Regions from separate parts of the Homo sapiens genome. Here region 2 is linked to region 1. Evidence: chromatin contacts called from ENCODE Hi-C or POLR2A ChIA-PET data. All regions are on one chromosome and are shown on one strand. Each heading gives the region's core, a stretch centred on a gene start or an enhancer-like site at or near the end of the contact. The rest is flanking DNA. Distances are from core to core; before and after follow the strand shown.

Region 1 (4,954 bases), core at 1,150-3,649:
GAAACCTCCAGGCTACCCAAGGGGGATCATACCTTCACACACCTCTCATCTACTATGCTCCCTGTAACTGTGGAAAAACTCTTTCCTAAGTTAATATTAGATCACTTGAACATCAGTCCCATAGTGCACAGATACAATAGTTTCCCAGGCTTTAAGACTCTGTATAAAAATTGTTCTTCAAACCAAAAAGAAACATGATCCTTTTCATTGTATTTCTTGAAGTACCTGATATACTTAGATACTGCTGTATCTGTAAATAAATTATGATACCTTATAAAGTTTTAAAGGAAATTTACAAGTGTTATTTTCTAGTAATTACCTTGAAAGATTACATTGGTCCAGGAAAATGTTTTCTGAAGCAATGTTAATCCTACTAGCCAAGCATATCACTTAGTCCCCACTGTGAGATGAGGGATATGTGCTTAAATTGTGAAACAAATATATGAGTCAGGTATTTTTCCTTTGAGTCCAAGTGGTTTATGACTTTCTTTCCTGTGTTCTTTGTATATGTGGGAGTTTTATAATTTTTTATCAAGAATGAAAGGTTGGCCTGTGTTCTTACTGGTGCAGGCTGTCACATTTCTCTCTGTTGCCCAGTCAGGTGCTATGGCATGTGCTGCTTCTGGCGTAGTGTACTCTGTGGATGTACCAGCATGTTCTTCAAGGTCATGACTGATTTTCCAGACCTTTGGAATTGAGATAAATGTTAAATTTGTAGCTATCTCTGAATTTCTTCCAGATACTTTTCTTCATTTGTTTGTTTGTAGGGTAAACATACCTGATAGCAGCAATTTAAGCATACCCTTAGAATGACCATGTATGGCCAGTGCACCTGAATGTGTGTTCCAAGGTAGGGAATCCAGGAATGGCCAACTCGGAGATTCATTCCTTACTATGATAAATATCTGAGCCCCCTGCTCATCCTGTGGAACATGGGCTTATTGGGGATTAAGGCCCTGAGTTTTAGGTTAAATGAAGGTTACCAGATGGAGGTCATTAGGGGGAGGGTGTTAAATGAAAATGCTTTATAAACTGCATGCTGTTTGCAAGCAGTTGCAGTTTTCCTGCCCAGCCCGCAGCCACTGGCCATGCAGTCATGTTGTCCAGCCTGCCGCCACTGGACCATTTCTGTACATAAGGCAGTTCTCCTGTCCCGCCTGCCACCAGTTCTCCACTCTCTCCCCATATGTAAGCCCCTAGTAAACCCCATGTCTCATTTGCTGCCTCTGGGTCTTTTCTTCAGCCTCTTGAACCTAGTGCCTTCCCTGCTGAGGTTAATAGGGGTACAGCACAACAGTGTTGTAACACAGAAAGTGATATTTACAGGGATATCTCTCTCACAATATCTCTTAGGAAAGGTAAATAAAATGTTCACAACTTGTAGGTGAGTAATTCCTTAGATAAGTTGTTTCTTAACTTGGGAGGAGTTTGGGAAGGAACCTAAGCAGGCTGCAGAGGCTGGGCATGGGAGCTTGTCATGGCTGGAAGTTGAAATGGTCAACTCCAGGCAGATCTCCTGGGGCAAAGCAGCCTCCACCACCAGTAGCCCTTCCTTTCTGTTTCTTTCATAGCCCCACTGCTCCATCTGAAGCCTGAACCCTTCCAGAAAATTGATGGATAGATTTTTTTTTTCGGCTATATATAGTTTTAGAGGTTAGAACTAGATATAATTCAGTCTAGAAGATTTCTCCTTCCCCAGAAATGATTGTTTTTGTGCAGAGCCCCGTCAAAATAGTACGGAGACTTAGACTGAGTTCACTCATCACTAACAATTAACTTTATAAACATTCAACAAGTAGGACAACTATTATTACTGTTACTCAGAACCCTTCGCTCTGTATATACAGTTTGATTTAAGATGCCACATTTACATGGCATTTTCAACCTTCAAACTCTAGCAGATTTTAAAACTAGGTGGATGAAAATAGAATCATTCTAATAAATGTAGTGTGTCAGATTTGAAAAATCATTTGGTGAGCAGGATCTCTGTAAAGTTATATGGGCCACGTATACAAGACGTAACTGAAGAAAATTAATTCAACAGAGCATGCCGTACTTGAACGACTTAGAGATTTACTCGAACTGAACTAACTCAAGCTGGCAGAACTCCGAGCAGCCTGGATTGTAAAGTCTGGGTGAAAATAGATGGAGTATGCCTGACTGAACCTCTGTACTGCCCCACATGCTATACAGGTGGGGGATTGGATGGCTGTTAGGTGATCATTGCATTCTCTTTTGGATCCCTATTGAGAAGAAATGATAAGAGAGGGAAAGGATATGGGGCAAGAACAGTCTGAAAAAGAAAGGATAAAGTTCTCAGACTCTCTTCACACTCTAAGAAGAACTTTCTGAAAAGCTTGGATTAGGTCTGGCAATGGATATAATAAGCAAAGGACTCTTGGAATGTGTTCTTGGCTCTTAGCCCCACCTCTGACTTTGAGCAAATCAGCTGATTTCTCTGCCTGTAAAATAATAGTCCCTCTGATATTAATACTTACCTCATGAGGTTATTTAGAGGATAGTGTTGGTAATAATGCCTTGTGTTTACATCATTCCTTTCACAGAGAGCTCAAAGCACTTTACATGCATTGAGAGAGAAGCTTCTCGTGAAGAGTAAATAGAAGTGTTCACTTTTTGGAAATGAACTTAGGCCATAAGAGCCTGAATTTAATGCATTGCAGGAAGAAATATGGTACATAGTGATCCAGTGGGTCAACTGAATTTTTTGTTCCACTAAGAGTCCCCTCCTGGCTCCTTGTTTTGTGAATTGAGGAATATGGTGAGTCCCTACACCTGGATGGGAAATCCCACATATGCAATTGGAATGGTCTCTCACGACACATGCAGAGATTGAAGAACAGTCTGGACATTTTTTGATAACGTTCTTTGGGCCTTGGTAGTAGCTGAAAGACACCTGAGAAATCTTAGCTCAGAGCTACAGAATGACACTAATGGATCCCAGAAATAGAAATGTAGATGTGGAGTGTTTTATCTGTTTATTTCACCTCAATTCAACCAATACTCCTTGAGTGCCTTTTATATACATGATTTTGAGTGATGTGGAGAATGAAAGAGACACAACATGCTCAGGAAAGTTAACCTGGTATTAGCAAGGAGAAGGAGTAGGATTTACAAATAGATAAGTGCAACGGTATGTGGGAGTGTCAGAAAAGCATCACAGTACTTCAGCACATCTACTTGGGCAATCTCAAACATGTATTACTCATGTACCAAGCAGTATGCTGTTCACAGAGAGATACAATCTCTGCCTTAGGGATCCTTGGGGAAAACATGTACAAAGAGATAGTTTTAGCACATTCTAGTAAAGGCAGTGATCAAGGGCACCTAGCCTTACGTGGCAATTTAGGGAAGGTACCTTGGAGGATGAGACTTCTCCTAAAGTCTTAAGAATTGAAAAGAACATGGGAAGGGAATTCCAGGCTGGGAGAGTAGTATGTTCATACGCCCTCAGTGTTTAACCTTCTTTGAACAAAAAAATGGCAAACTACAGAAAGTTTGGTCTTATTGTAGCCTAAATTGTACTTAGGGGTACGAGTGAGAAACAGGGATTAAGATAAAGGACCTGTTTTGCTGTCTTGTTTACTGTTGAATAGTAGTATGAAGTAGGTCCTGAAAAACTATGTTTTTGGGGGAAAAAAAAAAAAAAGACTGAATGATATGTTGGGTTTAAGTCCTTGCAGGCAGGCTATCCAGGTAAATAAACATGGAAGGTGATGGGAGGTAATCTGGGCTGGAAATACAGATTTGGAAGTCACCCCATATCAGTGGTGTTTAAAATCAAGAGCAAATGAAATTGCACAAGGAGAATATATAGAATGAACAAATTACCATGGGTGAAGCCTTGAGTAATACAGACATTTAAGAAGCAAACAAAAGACAAGGAACCCATGAGGGAGACTGGAAAGGAAAAAACAGAGAAATAAGAAAAAATGAGAGGAGAGAATTGATACATTTTCCTCAGGTGTGGCATTATGGAGTTCACTGGTGTCTCATCAGAGAAGTTTCAGTCCAGTGGCCAGGGCAGAATGACATTGTGTCTTGTTTTAAAGTAAATGGGTAGGGTAAGAAAGTTGAGAAGGGTTAGCACAAACCTCTCTTTCAAGTCACTTGCCTTAGAAGAGAAGGAAGGGTATGGTTTCTGGGGTGCAACCCAGGTTCAAGAAGCAAAAAGAAAAAAAAATTCATTTGATAAAAGATTTAAATGGGTTTCTGGGCTTAGAGGAAAGAGTAAATAGGCACTGAGAATTTAAAGATTTAGGAAGTAAAGGGGATAATTAATGGAGCTCGGTCCTGGGAGTGCTGAAAAGGGGGGCCATGTGTGGAGGGCAGGGCAGGATCTTGACCTGGAGTAAGAATACCTCATCCTGTCATTGAAAGAAAGTGCACAAGGACAGGTCCAGGCATATCTAAGAAGGGGAGGGGAACAATATTGGGATAATGTATGTATAATTCTCTTATTGAAGTAGAAAATGATGTCATCTGCAGAGAAGGATGTAGCCTTGTTTGGGCTCTTGAGCAATATGACAGTTTGGTAACATTGCTTAGTAAAATAAGAGCAAGCTAAGCAAGAATGAGTAGGAGGTTGAGCCACGTTGATGGCCTATTTGAGATTGAGGACTGCAGATTTATATAGTTGCGTCAATCTGAAAGCTGACTTTTTTTTCCAGCTGAGCTCAACAGATTGGTCACAGAAATACAGAAGTCTACGTTTGAATTGATTCTAAAGATATTAGTGAAAGAATGGTTGAAGTAATGAGCCGTGCTATCCCAACTGGGTAAAGCAGTGAGGCCAGGAAAGAGGTCAAGGAACTATGGTTTTCCAGAGATTGGAGAGCAGAGGTAGTAAGGGCAAAGGCACGGGGAGCCTGGAAGGATCAGAGATTGTGGTCATCTTCACATAATGGATAGGAAGCAGCCCCACTAGATAATTAGT
Region 2 (4,954 bases), core at 922-3,421, 41 kb before region 1:
AGCTCCTCCAGTTGTTCCTCCATGTTCCCTTAATCGTTCTTTAGGAAAGCATAACTGATCATCTTATTTTCCCTTTCACAATTTTCCATTTGCTCCTTCAGGCCAACAGTATAAAGTCCAGCTGCTCAAGGCAAGCCTTTCCTTTTCTCATCCTACAATCATGCCCTATGCTGTAGCCATGTGAAAAGCTTGAGTTCCCTCAAAATGCAGGTTCTTTTCTCACTTCTATACTAACACACTTATTTCACCCCTTGCCATGAATATGGTTTTCATTCTTGTTTGCCTAGGGACTAGACCCCTGTTGCCTGGTCTTTGCAGCCTTCACAGGGCACTCCCTTCAAGAGTTAGGGGCCTAACATTTATGGTTCCACAGTCCTTATCACACATCTGGTTATCCATACATTGTACTGATAATGTCTTCAAACATATCCTTTTCCTCACCCTGGACTATGAGATCTTTGAGAACAGAGACTGTGTCATATTTATCTTTGTATCCCTGAGACCTGGTACAGTGGCCAGCTCATAGATTGCAGAATGGGACATTGTTTGCCCAAAGCAGCCTTACCTTTCACATTCCTGTTCTAGTAGGCATATGAATTCATCACTCTTCTCCATGTATTCTTTATGTTTTCTCTTTTCTTCCTCCAACTCCAATATGGTTTGCCTACGGGATTTTTCTGCCACTAAAAGCTGTCCCAGGATTCGTCTGTAAGATTCTTTATGTTTTTCCACAACTTTGTCCAACTACGAAAGAAAACATTTATAGCCTGTTACCAAATTGTTTATATACTGTTGTCTTTCACTCTTTTAGAAATGTCCCTGTTTTGATTAATTCGGCAGTGGGTTTTTTTGGTTTTTTGTTTGTTTGTTTTGAAACAGTTTTCGCTGTCGTTGCCCAGGCTGGAGTGCAATGGCGCGATCTCGACTCACTGCAACTTCCGCCTCCCGGGTTTAAGCGATCCTTCTGCCTCAGCCTCCCAAGTAGCTGGGATTACAGGCATGCGCCACCATGCCCAACTAATTTTTTTTGTACTTTTAGTAGAGACAGGGTTTCTCCACGTTGGTCAGGCTGGTCTTGAACTCCTGACCTCAAGTGGTCTGCCTGCTTCGGCCTCCCAAAGTGCTGGGATTACAGGCATGAGCCACGGCGCCCGGCCAGCAGTGGGTTTTTTATCTCCTTGTTTAGTGTTTATTCTCTTGTTAATTGATACTTTTGGGTGCATTTCAATACAAATGTAGTCTCTTTATTGCCATCAAATTTTTCTTGACAGAATAATCTGTGTCCCTGTGGGTATCAACTGTTTCCACATAACCTCTTTCTGACACTCTTATGTCTCTCTCCTGAGAAGCTACATTAAAGAAATGACAGGAAGTAAGAGAATCCTTGCACGGTGCTGGATTCGCAGCTGCCCTAGCTGATCTCTTCTGCCCCAGCCCACCCTATAGTTCTCTGTACCAGTATATGCCTCTTGGATCGCTCTACCAGGACATGCTATGATTTTCATTTTATTATACATCAAGGTATTTCCATTAAAATAGATCTATGAATAGATAATCTATTATGTGTTGGTGTATAGTGTGAATGTCACCAAATGTAAGTACTAAGTCCATTCAGATTTTCACAGCACTATACTTACATCTTTTTTACAAAATGATCAACCTGTGGCTGATACATGTGTTTGTCTCCCCTGCTAGACTGTGAACTCCCTGAAAGCTGGGCCTACATCCTTCTTTTTTTATTTTATTTTTAATCCTTGGCATCTAACAGAGTGCCTTGCTTATAAGAGGTGCCCAGTTTACAGACTGGAAACAAAACAAGCAAGCAAGGAAACTGAGATTTTTTTTGTTTTGTTTTGTTTGGTCACACATCTGCCTTTATTGTGAGCAGCATGTGGGACACTTCCAGCAGTAGTTTAAAAAAAATTTTTGATTAACAAAAGTAGGGATTCAGAGAAGCTGTCCAGCTGGTACCCTTAGGGGCTTATACGTGGATGCTAAGCCACAGCAGCAGGACAGGACTCCATAGCCTAGGAAGAGTGAGAGCACCAAGGACATGAGGAGCTCTTGGCAGATATCCCAAGTGCACTTGGTGGAAGTGGAGGTGACCTCATAAAGGAAGAACCAGGCAGTAAAGAACATGCCAGTGGCCAAAAGCATCACAGTCAGATGGAGTTAGACAGCCAAGCTCACTGGGCTGGTTTATCAGCTCCTGGCCTTGAGCTCCATTTTGCCCAGCACGGGGTAAGCTGCCACCAGAAAAACATGTTGGCAAGAGCTAACTCGGGATCTTTTGCTAGTGATAAATTAATATCTATTAAGAACTTGGTTTTGAAAACACCCGACTTTCTAGATTAGATACAGATGCAGTAAGTGATAATGTTGATTGATTTTTACAGTTTGCCTTTGTCATAAAAGATTTAGAATGTGTGACTCATTGTGAATTTAAAGCCAATTTAAGTTGTGTATCCTAAAAAGCATGTACTTGACTAGAAATGTACTTGACTAGAAATCTGGGCACAAAATGACCAAGTCATTTCAGAAAAAGAGTACAACTGAGGTGTCCCAGCATATAGAACCCAGTAAATTCTCTCTGACTTCTAAATGCTTAAATTCACAAAATACTTCATTATGCCATACAATTGTTGATGATTTTTAATGTAGCCAGTCCTTTTGTGAAAGCTGAAACTGCTATGTTGTATTGCCTGCTGGCAGAGGCATCTTCTGAGGAGGCTCTAGTGTTGATTGTCATGGAAGTGTGTTTCAAACCACTGCAGCCCTCTGAAAATTTTATCTTCAGTTGCCCAAACATTAGAGTCCATTGTAAGGAAAATTCAAATCAACTCCTTTTGCAATTTGAGAGTGAAATAGTGATAGGATCAGCTTTACTTTAGGGAAGTTATTAGTTGACTTAGAAAATACATTCAATTTAATTTGTCACAAGATTGACATTAGAATTAATGTATGAATAATTATAGTAGGTATTCAGTAAAGCATAAATGAATTACTAAAAGAGGCTTTTCTAAATCCAAAAACAGTATTTCCTTGGAGAGCTTGTTGTAATTGTCAAGATATGTATATTAAATTTTATACAAACCAAAGAGAGAAAATAGAAGGTTTATTTAATCCACTCTTGCTTTCCATTGTTTTTTTCCCTTTATATGTTCGTGGTTGTTTGAAGGGAATGGAAAGAAGGCTAGAAGGAATCCGTGCCCTTCATTTATTCCATGACCCCCTAAGTGGTCTCCCTTCCTCTAGCCTTACCTCCTTGCAGTCTGTCCTCATCACTGACAGCATGATTTTTCACCACTGGGACTCCACTCTCCTGTTCGGGGCCAAAAGGCCCTTCACCATCTGAACCTCCTGCCACCTTGGCCCCATCTTCACTCCATATCTTCCCACCGATCCTACCCAACTTTCAGCCACACTGGACTTCAGGCAGTTCTTACAATTCACCATGGTGCTTCAAGACTGCTTTTTTCAATGCCAAGACCTGGAAATCTTTTTTCCTCTTTCACCAAAACTTTCCCTATACATGAGCTTTTCAATACATATTAACTAACTAAATGAATAAAATTAAATTTAAAAGCTTAATTATACCATTGCTTAAGGTAAGTATTTTAAGATTTGCCCTAGGTTATGCTAATAATACTGAGACTCTTTTATTATAGTGCCTTGGTAAATCCAAAATGTTGTTATATTTTCTTTCTGTTTTTTTTTTTTTTGAGACGGAGTTTCGCTTTTGTTGTTCAGGCTGGAGTGCAATGGCGTGATCTCAGCTCATCGCGATCTCCGCCTCCTGGGTTCAAGCGATTCACCTGCCTCAGCCTCCCAAGTAGCTGGGATTACAGGCATGTGCCACCACGCCCGGCTAATTTTGTATTTTTAGTAGAAACGGGCTTTCTTCATGTTGGTCAGGCTGGTCTCGAATTCCCGACCTCAGGTGATCTGCCTGCCTCGGCCTCCCAAAGTGCTGGGATTACAGGCATGAGCCACTGCGCCCGGCCCATATTTTCTATAATATATTTTTTGGAAGAACTAAGAATACCTTAGGCTATTAATTTTTTTTTAAAATTAAGTTCTGATATAGAACCCTAGGCTGGAAAGGAATAGGAGGTCAAAACTCTTGTGGACTGAGTCCTTGCCTCTTCCCGCCCTCTTGACCACACCTCTGCTCCTAGCCCCAGCCCCAAGCATGTTCCAGCTCACAGGCTTCCACCAGTTTTTCATCTTAAGTCAGTGTTCCTGTCGTGTCATGTAACCGAGAGCTGTTTGTTCTTCTAAGTTATTTTGCCTTAAGAATTAGATAAATCACCTCTAGTTTACCCTAGACATGATTGAGATTTTTTAGGTTTTTCAAAAAGAACATTATGAAGAAAATAAAAGGGAGAAGGGGCTGTTAACACTTCAAGATGGGGGAATGCAAAAGAAGAATAACTTTAGCATTCAAGATGCTTATTCTCATGTAATTAGGATACAGTCACAGCTGGTCTCAGCAGGAGCACTGCCCTCCCTTTATTTTCTTCAGCCCTGTGTAGGAAAATCCTAGGCAGAATTCCCCTTCACTGTTTATTTTCGGGGCATTCCCCTCTCACCTAGTACTTCCTAGACCGAGGAAAAGGATAGACAACTGGGTTGTGTACGTGGAGTTATTTTGGCTTCGAGGAATTGCATAAACTGATATCTGAGGACAGAGAAATCCATAAGGGGGAAGTAGAGGAAAGAGAGGAAAATTGGCAGATCATGGAGGTGGGAATGTGAGAGGTGTATGTATATAGGGGTATCTGTTGGAGGAGTAATCAAAAAAGGCTGGACTTGTAAAGTAGGGCCAGATTATGGGTAACTTTCAGGGGCACCTTACAGAGTTAAGACTGCAAGCATTTGTAGAAGGGGGGTATTTCCAATTTTGCATGTGCACAATAGAATTATTTTGTAATTAAATTTTTTCCCACCGATT

Evidence for each region. A loop is a pair of places that touch in the nucleus more often than their neighbours do. ChIA-PET counts read pairs that join two places held with the same protein, here RNA polymerase II (POLR2A). Pooled maps may share reads with other maps.
Region 2: a map of prostate gland shows a loop between it and region 1 (2.5-fold over the local background). The contact joins two enhancer-like sites. A Hi-C loop is called at or near these places in 1 of 168 maps with a recorded cell type or tissue (prostate gland), 2 of 37 single-sample maps with no recorded cell type and 2 of 50 pooled maps. POLR2A ChIA-PET finds 5 or more read pairs at or near these places in 5 of 52 experiments (GM12878, HepG2, K562 and 2 more).

The regions. Positions count from the first base shown.
Region 1 is chr3:99,964,777-99,969,730 of GRCh38, forward strand. All of the region lies in intron 1 of CMSS1 (cms1 ribosomal small subunit homolog), which reads left to right. All of the region lies in intron 1 of FILIP1L (filamin A interacting protein 1 like), which reads right to left. The region is part of intron 1 of LOC105374010 (a long non-coding RNA gene); the gene reads left to right. Among named protein-coding and RNA genes, the nearest start is that of MIR3921, 2.9 kb to the left of the region's middle. Within about 2 kb of position 2,400, at least 2 of the 41 ENCODE cell types and tissues checked have a DNase peak (open chromatin) inside an H3K27ac peak, as active enhancers do.
Region 2 is chr3:99,923,665-99,928,618 of GRCh38, forward strand. The region is part of intron 1 of CMSS1 (cms1 ribosomal small subunit homolog); the gene reads left to right. It overlaps FILIP1L (filamin A interacting protein 1 like), which reads right to left. Exons shown (of 6, transcript NM_001387850.1): 4 at 566-744. All of the region lies in intron 1 of LOC105374010 (a long non-coding RNA gene), which reads left to right. It also overlaps the pseudogene TMEM258P2. Among named protein-coding and RNA genes, the nearest start is that of MIR3921, 38 kb to the right of the region's middle. Within about 2 kb of position 2,172, at least 17 of the 41 ENCODE cell types and tissues checked have a DNase peak (open chromatin) inside an H3K27ac peak, as active enhancers do.